2 separate regions of the Homo sapiens genome follow, and region 2 is linked to region 1. A link is an interaction called in ENCODE POLR2A ChIA-PET data of the cell type or tissue named here. Cell type or tissue: PC-9. All regions are shown on one strand. Links, peaks and the distances in the headings refer to the core of each region. The heading gives the core; the rest is flanking DNA.

The links. Peaks named below come from ENCODE experiments on the same cell type or tissue, not always from the same donor. Only the 100,000 strongest peaks of a DNase experiment are listed, where the experiment ranks them.
Region 2: POLR2A ChIA-PET joins it to region 1 with 15 read pairs; 18 of 35 experiments call an interaction of 5 or more read pairs at or near these places.

What each region holds. Positions count from the first base shown.
Region 1 is chr16:29,957,561-29,965,342 of GRCh38, reverse strand. It overlaps TMEM219 (transmembrane protein 219), which reads right to left and starts at 3,264. Exons shown (of 6, transcript NM_001083613.2): 1 at 3,211-3,264; 2 at 2,035-2,236; 3 at 1,754-1,943. The coding sequence starts at 2,199. RefSeq lists a silencer at 2,982-3,431 and an enhancer at 3,782-3,891. In PC-9, for the core only: a CTCF peak has its summit at 3,436; a DNase peak (open chromatin) is centred at 3,342; H3K4me3 peaks cover 1,899 bases.
Region 2 is chr16:29,885,760-29,893,541 of GRCh38, reverse strand. SEZ6L2 (seizure related 6 homolog like 2) reads left to right here. Exons shown (of 18, transcript NM_001243332.2): 6 at 4,817-5,002; 7 at 5,725-5,893. Among named protein-coding and RNA genes, the nearest start is that of SEZ6L2, 9.9 kb to the left of the region's middle. In PC-9, for the core only: no CTCF peak of the experiment used is centred there; no DNase peak of the experiment used is centred there.

The DNA of each region.
Region 1 (7,782 bases), core at 2,219-4,718:
AAGAATTGTCCCAAGTCTGCATATATCGGACACATTCCTTATTTTTGTTAACATACATGTACATCTGGACATGCAGAGACCCACTCCCCCGACACATATATACTCACAGGAGAATCTTAGAATGATAGTGTTGTAAAGGACCTCAGAAGTCAGAAAATACCACCCTCTTCCATCCCTCTTTATCTTAGCATATTTTAGATAAGGCCAAATGTCACACAGGGATTATTGGCATCCACTGACATTTTCACATTCTCCCTATCGCTTGTCATTTTCCCAGAAGACTATAGCTCTTTGGAAATTGATGGTGTCTAATTTTTTTCTGCATCTTTTGTGGCATACAGAACTATGCTAAGGAAAAAGGGGCCTCTAGGAGGAGGTGGCTAAAGGATGAGAAAACATTAGGTCAAACCTAGCCCATTTCATCCTACCTCCAAGGATAGACTCAAAGAACATCAGAACTGGCAGAGGAAGAAAGCATTCATAGAAAACCTACCCTGTCGGCAGCATGTTCACTGAAAGCCCTAATCACAGAAGTGACTAAAGTCCAGGGATGTGCCCAAGGTCATCATTGGTGAGGTCAGAGGCAGGGCCCAGCCCTGAGTGTTCTGATACCCGACCCCACAGTCCTCTGTGATCTCACCTTACTTTTTTTTTTTTGGCGCAGGGTGGTGGGGGGGGCGCGGGGCGGGACAGAGTCTCTGTTGCCCAGGCTAGAGTGCAGTGGTGTGATCTCTGCTTATTGCAACCTCCGCCTCCCAGGTTCAAGCGATTCTCCTGCCTCAGCCTCCCAAGTAGCTGGGACTACAGGCACCTGCCACCACACCTGGCTACTTTTTGTATTTTTGTTTGTTTGTTTGTTTGAGACGGAGTCTTGCTCTGTCTCCCAGGCTGGAGTACAGTGGCACGATCTTGGCTCACTGCAACCTCCACCTCCCGGGTTCAAGCAATTCTCCTGCCTCAGCCTCCCAAGTAGCTGGAACTACAGGCTTGCACCACCAAGCCTGGCTAATTTTTTTTTTTGAGACCGAGTTTTGCTCTGTTGCCCAGGATGGAGTGCAGTGGTACGATCTCGGCTCACTGCAACCTCCGCCTCCTGGCTTCAAGTGATTCTCCTGCCTCAGCCTCCTGAGTAGCTGGGATTACAGGCACGTGCAACCATGCCCGGCTAATTTTTGTATTTTTAGTAGAGATGGGGTTTCACCATGTTGGTCAGGCTGGACTCAAACTCCTGACCTCATGATCTGCCCGCCTCGGCCTCCCAAACTGCTGGGATTACCGCTGTGGGCCACCGCAACCAGACCACCAGGTTAATTTTTGTATTTCTAGTAGAGACGGGGTTTCACCATGTTGGCCAGGCTGGTCTCGAACTCCTAACCTCGTGATCTGCCCTTCTCGGACTCCCAAAGTGCTGGGATTACAGGCATGAGCCACCGCACCTGATTTTTTTTTTTTTTTTTTTTGAGACAGAGTCTTGCTCTGTCACCCAGGCTGGAGTGCAATGGTGCGATCTCGGTTCACTGCAACCTCCATCTCCTGGGTTCAAGCGATTCTCCTTCCTCAGCCTCCCGAGTAGTTGGGATTAGAGGCGCCTGCCACCATGCCTGGCTAATTTTTGTATTTTTAGTAGAGATGGTGTTTCATCATGTTGGCCAGGCTGGTCTTGAACTCCTGACCTCAAATGATCCACCTACCTTAGCCTCCCAAAGTGTTGGGATTACAGGCGTGAGCCACCACACCCAGCCTCTGATCTCACCTTTCAATCCCATCTGACTTCCCAGGACTGTGGCCTGGAATGTCCGGGTCTTGTTCCTGTCTGGACCGTCTCCGAAGTTCAAGGTGGTCAGCAAGCCCACGACGTGAGACCCTCGCCACTTCCCTGTGACTGTCCCATTCCTGGGACACAGGGTCAGCTGGCCAAAAGATCTCAAAAAAGAGACCCAGTCCTGTGAGCAAAAGAAGACGGGTGAGATGAGATTAGCAGCAAAAGCCTGTCTAGGTTGGAAGGAAGAGCGGGTACGGGGGTGGGGAACTTACCTGGGGGATGTCAGGGCTGCGCAGGCCAGTCCTGTGGGTGAGGAGGAAGCTGCCAAGGCCCAGGCCAGAGAGGCCAAGGAGCAGCAGGATCAAAGTGGCACAGACCAGAGGTGGGTGGTGGGCCAGACACAGGTGCAGGTTGTGCCCTGCCTGGCAGTTGCCCATGGGGAGCAGAGGGGGCTGAGCCTCCGGGGAGAGCCTGCTGGAAGACAGGGAGGGAGAATGGGACAAGAGCACCGCTTTTACGCAAAGAGAAAAGAAAGCTCAGAGAAGACAAAGGACTTCCCAAGGCCACACAGTAAGTGGCAGAGCCAGAACAAGAATCCAAGGTTCCCGACTCCAAAAGTTCAACTCCCTGCACTGCTGGATAAATATTTGCTGCATTTCATTTCTGAAGTAATCTAAGTGGAGGCAGAGCAGTGTACTCCGTGCTGGAAGAAGGAAACTGAAAGGGAGACTTCTCAGCTGGAGAAACAGGAAGCACTGTTCTGGGGCGAGGATTTGGCTGAGGAATAGTTCCAGCCAGAGCCCAGACAAGGGAAGACTCTGGAGAAGAACTCCACTGTGCAGCTAAACGGCTAGATCTGAATCCCTTTCTGTTATTCACTGACTCTGTGAGCTTAAGAATCCATGAAATGGGAGTTCTGAGAACACCAAGTAATAAGGATTAAACGTGGCGGATGAAGCAGTCTGCGTGGTATTTGGCCATGCAGGAATTCAACAAATGTCCACTTCCTTTCTCTTTCTCGTACAGATCCTCAAAACCGGGTAAGGCGAGGCAAAAAATACTGTGAGGGAAACTGAGGCTCGCGGACTTTAACACAGGAGGGGTAGGGCCAAGATCTGAACCCCGCCTCCTGCTTCCAAGTGGGGTGCTCCTTCCCACGCAAGGTGCGACGGCCTGATGGAAAAGAACTTCTGGAAGGCGAAGAGATAAACAGGGGTCGGGGGAAAAGAAGGGAGCCACGGAAATGTAGGTGTCACAAATGCTCAGCCCTGCCCCGCCTCCCGTCCGGCTGGAAGGGGGTTAAAGGGAGGGGAGGGCAGAGTCTGAGGGTCCGCCGCCGCTGGTGCACCTGAGCACCCCCTCCCCGGAAAGCCCCCGCCCCGAACGATTGCAACGCCCTCGTCCCCTCCCGGTCTCGCGCGTCGGATCCGCCAGCCGCTCGCTCTTACCCCTCGGGGCCGGGCGGAGGCCGGCGCCCCCCGCGACGTCACGAGCGGGGCCGCGAGGGGGCGGGGTCCGTGCTCTGCGCTTCCGTCCCCGACCCTCCTCCTCGCGCGGCCCCGCCCCGCGGCCGGGTCCGCATGCGCAGTGGCCACGCGGGCGCCAGCCTCGCAGCTCACCGCCAGGGTGGGGGCGTACCAAAGGGACACCCAAGGAAGGAGCCACCAGAAAGGAAAACCTCCGTGGGAGGGGTGGAAACGGGAGCGAGGCCAGGGAGCAAGTGCGAGAAACGTCGCAGAACCCGTAGGCTCCCTCCAGAGAGACTGGCGAGAACTGCCCCAGAAGCTTGTCGCGGGCATTTTTGGGCTGTGCGTCCCCTACCCGCGCCAATAGCACAGACCAGCCGCGCCCGGGTTCCCGGTGAGGACTCGGCATCCGCTCAGAGTTGCAGGGCTGCCACTTGAGGACTCTGTCCACTGGGGCTGGGAGTGGTGTTTTGGACTCCGCTCTTCTGTGCACCCCGATCTGCACCTTTCTCGTGGACCCTGACTTTTAGTGACTCCTTAATGTATAGGATGCTGGAGCTGAAGAGTTGCTCAGTAGAGAGCATCTCAGTTCACTTCTGCCCAAGTTTTGGAGGTGAGAACATCTGACTGGAGGTAGCATGACACATGGAGCCAGGAACTTTGGGTTCAAATCCTGACTGTCCGTACCCTCGCATAAGCCATAGCCGCGCTCTCAGGGGACTAAGCTTACCCCTCTACTAAAGAGGATCATCCTATCTATCTCACCGGTTGGATCAGAAGCTTAAAGGGTAAAATGTGGGAAAACATGGGCCCAGTGCCCACTAAGCACACAGGACAGATGCTACTTGAAACGGAATCTATTTAATTCGACTGTGGCTTCCTTAAGGCAGAGGCCATGTCGTTTGTATCAACAGCCACAAAAGTTTGTGGCACAAAACCTTCGCATATACAAATGATTTTTTTTTTTTTTGAGACGGGGTCTCAGTCTGTCGCCAGGCTGGAGTGTAGTGGCGCGATCTCGACTCACTGCAACCTCCGCCTCCCGGATTCAAGCTATTCTTCTGCCTCAGCCTTCCGAGTAGCTGGGACTACAGGCGCACGCCACCACGCCCAGCTAATTTTTGTATTTTTAGTAGAGACGAGGTTTCACCATGTTGGCCGGGATGGTCTTGATCTCTTGACTTCGTGGTCTGCCCGCATCGGCCCCCCAAAGTGCTGGGATTACAAGCGTGAACCACCACACCCGGCCGATTTTTTTTTTTTTTTTTTTTTTTTTTTGACAGAGCCTTGCTCTGTCATCGCCCAGGCTGGAGTTCAGTGGCACAATCAAAGCTCGCTGCAGTCTGGACGTCTTGGGCTCAAGAGATCCTCCCGCCTTAGCCTCCTGGGTAGTTGAGACAGCCGGTAGTCACACGCCACCCACCATGCCCAGCTAACTTTTGCATTGTGTGTAGAGACGGGGTTTTGCCATTTGCCATGTTGCCCAGGCATGTCTCGAACTCCTGACCTCAAGCAGTCCTCTCGCCTCGGCCTCCCAAAGTGCTGGGATTACAGGCGTGAGCCACTGTGCCCTGACTAGTCAAATGATTTTTGACAAGGGTGCTGTGGGCGTTCAGTAGAGAAAAGAGTCTTTTCTGTGCATCGAAGGACACAACAGGCTGGGCACGGTGGCTCAAGCCTGTAATCCTAGCACTTTGGGAGGCCGAGGCGGGTGGATCACCTGAGGTCAGGAGTTTGAGACCAGCCTGGCCAACATGGTGAAACCCCATCTCTACTAAAAGTACAAAATTAGCCAGGCATGGTGCCGGGCGCCTATAATCCCAGCTACTCCGGAGGCTAAGGCTGGAGAATCGCTTGAACCTGGGGAGTGGAGGTTGCAGTGAGCTGAGATTGCACCACTTCACTCCAGCCTGGGCAAAAGATCAAAACTCTGCCCCACAAAAAACAAAAACAAAAAAAGGAAAGGACAGTGAAAAGGCAACCAACAGAATGAGAGGAAATATCAAATCATATATCTTATAAGGGGTTAATATCTATAATATATAAAGAACTCCTACAACTCAACAACAGCCCAATCTCAGCTCACCTCAACCTCTGCCTCTCAGGCTCAAGGGATTCTCCTGCCTCAGCCTCCCGAGTAACTGAGATTACAGGCACACGCCACTATCACCTGACTAATTTTTGTACTTATTAGTAGAGACAGGGTTTCACCATATTGGCCAGGCTGATCTCAAACTCCTGACCTCAAATGATCCACCCGCCTTGGCCTCCCAAAGTACTAGGATTATAGGCGTGAGCCACCGCGCCCGGCCTAATTTTTTGTATTTTTAGTAGAGATGGGGTTTCATCATGTTGGCCAGGCTGGTCTCAAATTCCTGACCTCAGGTGATCCACCCGCCTCAGACTCACGAAGTGCTGGGATTACAGGTGTGAACCACCGCACCAGCCAAGTATACCAACATTTTGACTTAATCCACTCAACAAGCCCTCAAAGTGGATGTTATTCTGGAAAGCTGGCCCTTAGTTTAAGTCAGGGGTCCCCAACCCCTGGGCCGTGGGGCCAGTACCAGTCCGTGACGTGTTAGGAACTGAGCCGCACAGCAGGAAGTGAATGGCTGGTGAGAGAAGCTTCATCTGTATTTACAGCTACTCCCCATTGCCTGCATTACCGCCTCAGCTCTGCTTCCTGTCAGATCAGTAGCGGCATTAGATTATCATAGGAGCATGAATCCTATTGTGAACTGCGCATGCGAGGGATCTAGGTTGCTCCTTATGAGAATCTAATGCCTGATGATCTCTCACTGTCTCCCATCAACATCAGATGGGACTATCTAGTTGCAGGAAAACAAACTCAGGGATCCCACTGATTCTACTTTATGATGAGTTGTATAATTATTTTATTATACCTTATAATGTAATAATAATAGAAATAAAGTGCAAAATAAATGTAATGTGCTTGAATCATCCCGAAACCATTCCTCCCCTGGTGGAAAAATTGTCTTCCATGAAACTGGTCCCCAGTGCCAAAAAGGTTGGGGACTGCTGGTTTAATTTAACCAAGGTCATACATATATTAGGTGGCAGAAGTTGGGTTATGATTTAAGCCTGACCACAGCATGGCATGTGGGAATGAGAAAGCCCTGTTGAGGCTCGTTCATTCAATAAGCATCTGTTGGCTGCCAGGCTGTGTATTCTGTGGGCTGGGAATATAGTGGTGGACAAAGTATTCATGATCTCTGGCCTCCTGGAACTACAATCTGGCATGTTCAGGCTGGGCGCAGTGGCTCATGCCTGTAACCCCAGCACTTTGGGAGGCCGAGGCGGGAGGATCACCTGAGGTTGGGAGTTCAAGACTAGTCTGACCAACATGGAGAAACCCCATCTCTACTAAAAATACAAAATTATTCGGGCGTGGTGGCATATGCCTGTAATCTCAGCTACTTGGGAGGCTGAGGCAGGAGAATCGCTTGAACCCAGGAGGCGGAGGTTGCAGTGAGCCGAGATCACGCCATTGCACTCCAGCCTGGACAACAAGAGCGAAACTCCATCTCAAAAAAAAAAAAAAAAGCAACAGGAAAAGTGCATGTTTGCCTAAACCTTTTTTCTTCTTCTTCTTTTTTTTTTTTGGAGGCAGAGTTTCACTCTGGTTACCCAGGCTGGAGTGCAGTGGTGCGATCTCAGCTCACGGCAACCTCTGCCTCCTGAGTTCAAACAATTGTCCTGCCTCAGCCTCCCTAGTAGCTGGGACTACAGGCGTGCGTCACCAGGCCCAGCTAATTTTTTTGTATTTTTAGTAGAGACAGGGTTTTGCCATGTCATCCAGGCTGGTCTCGAACTCCTGACCTCAAGTGATCCATCCACCTTAAGCTTCCCAAAGTGCTGGGATTACAGGTGTGAGCCAGTGAGCCCCACCTTTTTTTTGTTTCTTTTTTTTTTTGAGACAGGGTCTTGGTCTGTCACCCAGGCTGGTGGGCAGTGGCGCAATCTTGGCTCAGTGCAACCTCCCTCCTCACCATGCTCAAGCAATCCTCCCACTTCATCCGCCCAAGTAGCTGGGACCACAAGTGTGCACCACCATGCCAAGCTATTTTTTTTTCTCTCTTTTTGTATTTTTAGTAGAGACGGGGTCTCACCATGTTGTGCAGTCTGGTCTCGAACTCCTGAGCTCAAGCCGTCTACCCGCCTCAGACTCCCAAAGTGCTGGGATTACAGGTGTGAGCCACCCTGCCCGGCCCCATCTAGACTTTTTTTTTTTGAGATGGAGTCTTGCTCTGTCGCCCAGACTGGAGTGAAGTGGTGTGATCTCGGCTCGCTGCAACCTCCAACTCCTGGGTTCAAGTGATTCTCCTGCCTCAGTCTCCTGAGTAGCTGGGATTACAGAGGCATGCCACTGTCCCTGGCTAATTTTTGTATTTTTAGTAGAGACGGGGTTTCACCATGTTGGCCAGGCTGGTCTCAAACTCCTGACCTCAAGTGATCCACCCGCCTTGGCCTCCCTAAGTGCTAGGATTACAGGTGTGACACATCGTGACTGGCCAAAAAAAAATTTTTTTT
Region 2 (7,782 bases), core at 3,581-6,080, 73 kb after region 1:
CCCAGTATCTGGGATTACAGGCACCTGCCACTACGCCTGGCTAATTTTTGTATTTTTAGTAGAGATGGGGTTTCACCATGTTGGCCAGGCTGGTCTCGAACTCCTGACCTCAAGTGATCCACCCGCCTTGGCCTCCCAAAGTGCTGGGATTACAGGCATGAGCCACCACGCCAGGCCTCCTAATTTGAATTTTATTTATTTATTTATTTATTTATTTGAGATGGAGTTTTGCTCTTGTTGGCCAGGCTGGAATGCAATGGCGCAATCTTGGCTCACCGCAGCCTCTGCCTCCCGGGTTCAAGCGATTCTCCTGCCTCAGCCTCCTGAGTAGCTGGGATTACAAGCATGCCCCACCACTCCCGGCTAACTTTGTATTTTTAGTAGAGACGGGGTTTCTCCATGTTGGTCAGGCTGGTCTCGAACTCCCGACCTCAGGAAATCCTCCTGCCTTGACCTCCCAAAGTGCTGAGATTACAGGCGTGAGCCATGGTGCCTGGCCTGAAATGTTTTAAGCAGGAAAGTGAAAGCCTCAGATTTGCAATTTAAAGATCCTTCTGACTTCTGGGGGCAGGAAAGGGGGGCTGTATTCACGCACGACTGCATTTGTTAGGACCTATGACAGATGACCTGCACATGTGTGTACATCCATGCTTACCTGTGTGTGCGGGAACCTTCCCACAGTACAAGGGTGTGTTCTAGCAGACATGTGTGCATGAGGAAAGGGGCCCAGCCAGTGCCCTGTTCCAGACCCCACTGTCTTCCTATGCTTCATGGAGACAGAGAGAACTGTGTGTCGGGCCAATGCCCCCTTCACATCACCGCATGGCCTTGGCTGGTGTCACGCACTCTGCCCTCCTTGAAAGCTCTGCTGACCGCAGATGCCTTGTGTGCCTCATGCAGGGTACACCCTGAATCCTATTCTCATGTCCTCTCCAGCCTCTTTTGAGGCCTCTGCTCAGGACCTGCCTTAGGGGCTCATGTGTGCATAGCAAAGGTGCCTATTCATCGGGGGCCAGCAAGCTGGGGGACGTGTATTTGGCAGTAGGGACCTGGTTATTGGGGAGCAAGAGCATTCCTGGAGGGCCTGGGCCAAGTGCTGGATTTCAGATATTGTGAAATCTGAAGATATGGCTCCCCACTGGCTCCTTTAAGCAGCCACTTCCCCAGGGCACTGAAAATAGGACTCCTTAGGCTAAGTGGAACATTTGGGGAAGCAGGACTATTGCACAAATTGGCCTTCATTGCTCAGTCTTCCCTGCTTCGCAGCTGCACTGGGTACCTTTGGGACCAAGGCCCTGTTTCAGCCCTTCCCAACCTGCACTAGCTGGGGCCTCTGGTCCAGAGTGGCCTCATTAGTTTCTCTGAAAAGCCAAAGTCTCCTTCACCCCTCACCCCAAGTTCAGCAAACTTTCCCATTACAAAGCCCTTTCACCAACCTTAGTTTCATTTGCTTCTCACAGAAACCCTGAGAGTGGCCATTGTCAGTTCTATCTCTCAAAGGAAGGAAAAGACTCAAAGGTTATGTAGATTGCTCAACCATCTGCACGTTTATTGCAGCCAGACAACAGATCCCCGAGTCCCTGGCTCCCAGTCATTCATTAATTGAGGCTGAGGGGTGGGTGATTAACGTTTTCTCAGCAGCTTCTATGTGCCAGGTGCTTTGCGTGTTTCTTTTATTTAATTTTCAGGCCAATCTTCCCTGATAGGAATTATTATTGCCGTTAATAGGTGAGAGGCCCCTAGAGATGAAGTCACCTGCTCAAAGGCATGTAGTTAGTAAGTTCTGGAGCTAGAACTGGAACTCAGGTCTGCCTGATGACAAATCCAGTGGTCTTTGCACCGATCCATGCTGCCTCTTGGCTGCACCCATTGATCAGCCAGGCTAGCCCTTTTTTTTTTTTGAGACGGAGTCTCACTCTGCTGCCCAGGCTGGAGTGCAATGGCACAATCTCAGCTCCCTGCAACCTCCGCCCCCTTGGTTCAAGCGATTCTCCTGTCTCAGCCTCCTGAGTAGCTGGGATTATAGGCGTGTGCCACCATGCCCAGCTAATTTTTTGTATTTTTATTAGAGACAGGGTTTCACCATATTGGCCAGGCTGGTCTGGAACTCCTGACCTCATAGACTAGCCTTTTAGGACACAAAATAAATAAGGCTTGGGCCAGTGTAGACAGTGGTTAGGCCAGGTATGGTGGCTCACGCCTGTAATCCCAGCACTTTGGGAGGCCAAGGTAGGTGGATCACCTGAGGTCAGGAGTTCAAGACCAGCCTGGCCAACATAGTGAAACACTGTCTGTACTGAAAATACCAGCACAGTGGTTCACGCCTGTAATCACAGCACTTTGGGAGGCCGAGGCGGGCAGATCACGAGGTCAGGAGTTCGAGACCAGCCTGACCAACATGGTGAAACACCGTCTCTACTAAAAATACAGAAATTAGCTGGGCATGGTGGCACATGCCTGTAATCCCAGCTACTCAGGAGGCTGAGGCCGGAGAATTGCTTGAACCTGGGAGACGGAGGTTGCAGTGAGCCAAGATCGTGTCACTGCACTCCAGCCTGGGTGACAGAGCAATACTCCGTCTCAAAAAATAATAATAATAAAATAAATAATAATAAAAATACCAAAATTAGCCAGGAGTCGTGGCACACGCCTATAATCCCAGCTACTTGGGAGGCTGAGGGAGGAGAATTACTTGAACCCGGGAGGTAAAAGTTGCAATGAGCTGAGATCAAGCCACTGCACTCCAGACTGGGTGACAGAGTGAGACCCTCTCAAAAAAAAAAAAAAAAAAAAAAAAAGACAATGGTTAATGTGATGACAAAATCATGCATGCAGGACTGTGTACAGGTAAGAGAACAAGTAACTGTTGGAGAGATGTAGAGTCAGGAAGGCTTCCTGGAAGAGGTGGTACATAAGCCCCCCAGTCTGATCTCTTAAAAGATGAGAAAGTAGGGGGAGAGCACAAGCGAAAATATGGAGGTGGAAAATTAAGGAGTCACAAAACTGTGTTGTGTAGGCTATATCGGTCTTGGGAGATCAACCCTGAACCTGGAATGTGCTGGGCTGCATTTAACTATGGAAGGGGCTTGAATGTCAAACTAAAGCATTCAGACTTGATTCTGTTGGGCATGGGCAGCCATTCCCAAAGCTACCATTTATTGAAACCACTTTGTTCTAGAAGGTTGTTCTTATGTTCATCTCAGTAGACAATGGACTCCTGAGGACAAGGCCTGGGTCTTTTTCCTGACCTCAGGTGATCCGCCCGCCTCAGCCTCCCAAAGTGCCAGGATTACAGGCGTGAGCCACTGTGCCTTTAAAGACTATTTTGTCTTTAAAGATCTTAATACTCAGTGGCCTGTAAATGAATCCCCCAGTGAAAGTGAAGTCAGGAGGTCTGAAGAGATCAGGAGTTCGAGACCACCCTGGCCAACATGGTAAAATCCCATCTCTACTAAAAATACAAAAATTAGCTAGGCATGGTCGCACACACCTGTAATCCCAGCTACTTGGGAGGCTGAGGCAGGAGAACCGCTTGAACCCGGGAGACGGAGGTTGCAGTGAGCCGAGATTGCGCCAATGCACTCCAGCCTGGGCAACAGAGTGAGACTTCTCCTCAAAAACAAAAACAAAAACAAAAAGACAAAATAGTCAAATTTCCTCAACAAGTTTCATGTTTGCTTGAGGCCAGGAGTTCAAGACCAGCCTGGGCAACATACTGAGATGTCATCTCTACAAAAAATTTAAAAATTAGCGGGGCATGGTGGCACAAACCTGTAGTCCCAGCTACTTGGGAGGCTGGGTCAGGAGGATTGCTTGAGGCCAGGAGTTCAAGGTTCCAGTGAGCTATGATCACACCACTGCACTCCAGCCTGGGCAACACAGTGAGACCCTATCTCAAAAAAAAAAAAAAAAAAAAAAAAAAAAAAAGAAGTTTCAAGTGGTTCTTCTGGATGGAAGCTGAGGAGCTGAGGGTATACCACAGGGCACCTTGGTGGAAGAAAGGCTGTGTGTGTGGAGGGAAGAAAAATCAAAAGAGACATTTAATAACTTGGAGCCTCAGTGTTCACACCTGCAAAACAGGTCACATAATCTTTTTTTTTTTGAGACAGAGTTTTGCTCTTGTCGCCCAGGCTGGAGTGCAATGGGACGATCTCGGCTCACTGCAACCTCTGCCTCCTGGGTTCAAGTGATTCTCCTGCCTCAGCCTACCAAGTAGCTGGGATTACAGGCACCCACCACCACGCCTGGCTAATTTTCGTATTTTTTAGAGACGGGGTTTTACCATGTTGGCCAGGCTGGTCTCGAACTCCTGACTTCGTGATCCACCTGCCTCGGCCTCCAAAAGTGCTGGGATTACAGGCGTGAGCCAGCATGCCTAGCCAGGTCACATAATCTTTGTCTGCTGACCTCAAAATCTCTGTGTGGACTCACTTTGGGAGCTGAACAAGCTCTGCAAATACTGTTATTACAGCTGGATGAAGTTCAGAGTAGTTCATTGATTTGCCTGAAGTCACACAACAAATGAGTAGCGGGGTCCAGAATAACTTGTTTGAACCTCAGATACCTCATCTATAAAATGGGGGCCAACGAGGGTGAATTACAATGAGTGGGGGAGATAAGGGGTGTTGGAGTTTCCTGTTCGCGAGGCAAGGTGCCTGTGTGAGGAGCTCTTATTTCTCGGTATGTACGCCAGTATGGAGCCAGTGTGTGCCCCTGGAAGGTTGGCCTGAAAGGAGAGGGGGGAAGTGCTGGGGGATCAGTATGAGAGGGTGGCATGGGAAAGTGAGCCCTGCTACCCGCTGTCTGTCTGGTGCAGCCTACCTCCTGAGCTGTGGCTTCCCTCCCCGGCCGGCCCATGGGGACGTGAGTGTGACGGACCTGCACCCTGGGGGCACTGCCACCTTTCACTGTGATTCGGGCTACCAGCTGCAGGGAGAGGAGACCCTCATCTGCCTCAATGGCACCCGGCCATCCTGGAACGGTGAAACCCCCAGCTGCATGGGTGAGTCTCCTGCCACAGTGGGTGGGGCATCTGTTCTGGGAACCCCATTGGGAGGGTCCTATCTCGGGGGTGTCCAGGTGTCCACCTTTGGGGAAAACCCATTCTGAAGGGGTGTTTACCCTGAGGAGTCCCCATCCTGGGGTCTGCAGCCAGAGCTCTTTGTGCGGAGGGTCTCTCTCCTTGGGGTTTCTCCATCCTTGGGTGGTCTCCATCTCGGGGTGTCCCACTGGAGATTTTATTTTGGGAGTCACCATTCTGGAGGTCCCTTCTGGGGTAGCGTCCTCATCCTAGAGGAAGCCATTTTTAGGGTTCATGTCCAGAGGGCTTCTATCCTAGAGAGCCTCTTACTGGGATTCCCATCCCGTGGTGTCTTCACTCTGAAAGTCCTGTCCTGAAGATTTCCCAGCTGAGGCTTTGAATTTTAGGGATCCTTGTAACTCCCCATCCTAGAGTATCCGCAGTTGGAGAGTCTTCATTTTAGTGGTGTCTCCATCCTAGGAGGTGTCAATCCTGGGGTTCTCCCGTACCGGGGCTGGTTTCTTTCCTGGCTCATGCCTGGAGAAGGTCCCATCCTCTGGAGTGACTCCATGGGACAGAGGCCAGCCCTGGGCCGGGTCCCAGCCAAATGTGTGAATGCAACAGTTCTGAAAACGGGCCGAGGCCCCGAGGAGAAGGACAGTTCACCTCAGGCTGGCCTTAACGTACCCCTCCTCTGCCCACAGCATCCTGTGGTGGCACCATCCACAATGCCACCCTGGGCCGCATCGTGTCCCCAGAGCCTGGGGGAGCCGTAGGGCCCAACCTCACCTGCCGTTGGGTCATTGAAGCAGCTGAGGGGCGCCGGCTGCACCTGCACTTTGAAAGGGTCTCGCTGGATGAGGACAATGACCGGTAAGGGTCTGGGTCTTGGGTCAGAAGTCCCCACCTTGGCCGGGCATGGTGGCTCATGCCTGTAATCCCAGTACTTTGGGAGGCCGAAGCAGGCGGATCACAAGGTCAGGAGATCGAGTCCATCCTGGCTAACACGGTGAAACCCCATCTCTACTAAAAATACAAAAAAAAAAAAAAAAAATTAGCCGGGCATGGTGGTGGGCACCTGTAGTCCCAGCTACTCGGGAGGCTGAGGCAGGAGAATGGCGTGAACCCGGGAGGCAGAGCTTGCAGTGAGCCAAGATCGCACCACTGCACTCCATCCTGGGAGACAGAATGAGACTCCGTCTCAAAAAAAAAAAAAGAAGTCCCCACCTCAGGGAAGTAGGGAGGCTAAGTGGGGACTTGGACACAGCTGGGGTGGATCCTGGTTGAGATATGCATCACAGCTTAGTCCTAAGCCTTTTTTTTTTTTTTTTTCTTTTTTTGAGACAGAGTTTCACTCTTGTTGCCCAGGCTGGAGTGCAGTGCCGCAGTCTTGGCTTACCGCAACCTCTGCCTCCCGGGTTCAAGTGATTCTCCTGCCTCAGCCTCCTGATTAGTTGGGATTACAGGCATGCACCACCATGCCCAGCTAATTTTGCATTTTTAGTAGAGATGGAGTTTCTCCATGTTGGTCAGGCTGGTCTCAAACTCCCAACCTCAGGTGATCTGCCCACCTTGGCCTCCCAAAGTGCTGGAATTATAGGCGTGAGCCACCACACCCAGCCAGTCCTAAGACTTTCTTAGGAAGTGTAGCTGTGAAACCTTAGACAAATCACTTAACTTCTTTGTGCCTCAGTTTCCTCATCTGTAGAATGGAGATAACAATACTTCCCTCTTCAGGTTTCTGTGAGGATAAGTGCTGAAATTATATAAAGTCCTTAGAATGGCACCTGGGACAATAAGCACTATAAAAGTGTCTGCTATCCTCTTTTTTTTTTTTTTTTAAGATGGAGTCTCACCCTGTCGCCCAGGCTGGAGTGCAGTGGTGCGATCTCGGCTCACTACAACCTCTGTCTCCCAGGCTCAAGCTATTCTCCTGCCTTAGCCTCCCGAGTAGCTGGGACTACAAGCGTGTGCCACCACGTCCGGCTAATTTTTTGTACTTTTTTTTTTAGTAGAGTTGGGGTTTCACCGTGTTAGCCAGGATGGTCTCGATCTCCTGACCTCGTGATCCACCCACCTCAGCCTCCCAAAGTGCTAGGATTACAGGCATGAACCACTGCACCTGGCCTTATTTATCTATTTATTTATTTTTGGAGACAGACTTTCGCTCTGTCACCCAGGCTGGAGTGCAGTGGCACGGATTCAGCTCACTGCAACCTCCACCTCCCAGATGCAAGCAATTCTCCTGCCTCAGCCTCCTGAGTAGCTGGGATTATAGGCATGCACCACCATGCCTGGCTAATTTTTGTATTTTTAGTAAACATGGGGTTTTACCATGTTGGCCAGCCTGGTCTTGAACTCCTTGACTTCAGGTGATCCACCCGTCTTGGCTTCCCAAAGTGCTGGGATGACAGGTGTGAGCTGAGCCACCATGCCTGGTCAAGCATCTGCTATCTTCATCATCATTATCATCCTTTACCTAGCAACTTGGTATCTCAGCCCTGCCACTACTTGCTCTGTGACCTTGGACAGGTTACTTGATCTTTCTATGCCCTAATATCCTCATCTATAAAATAAAGGATAATAATAGTGTCTGACTCAAGAGTTCTTGTGAAAATTAAATGAGATAGAATGTGTAAGGGCTTAGAAGAGTGCGTGGCATATAGTTATGTGTGATGATAACAGCTATAAAAATAAGTTAGGAAAGCAGGCAAGGGGTGAGGCAGCTTGTGAGGGAGATTGAGCTCCTGGTCACGTTTCTG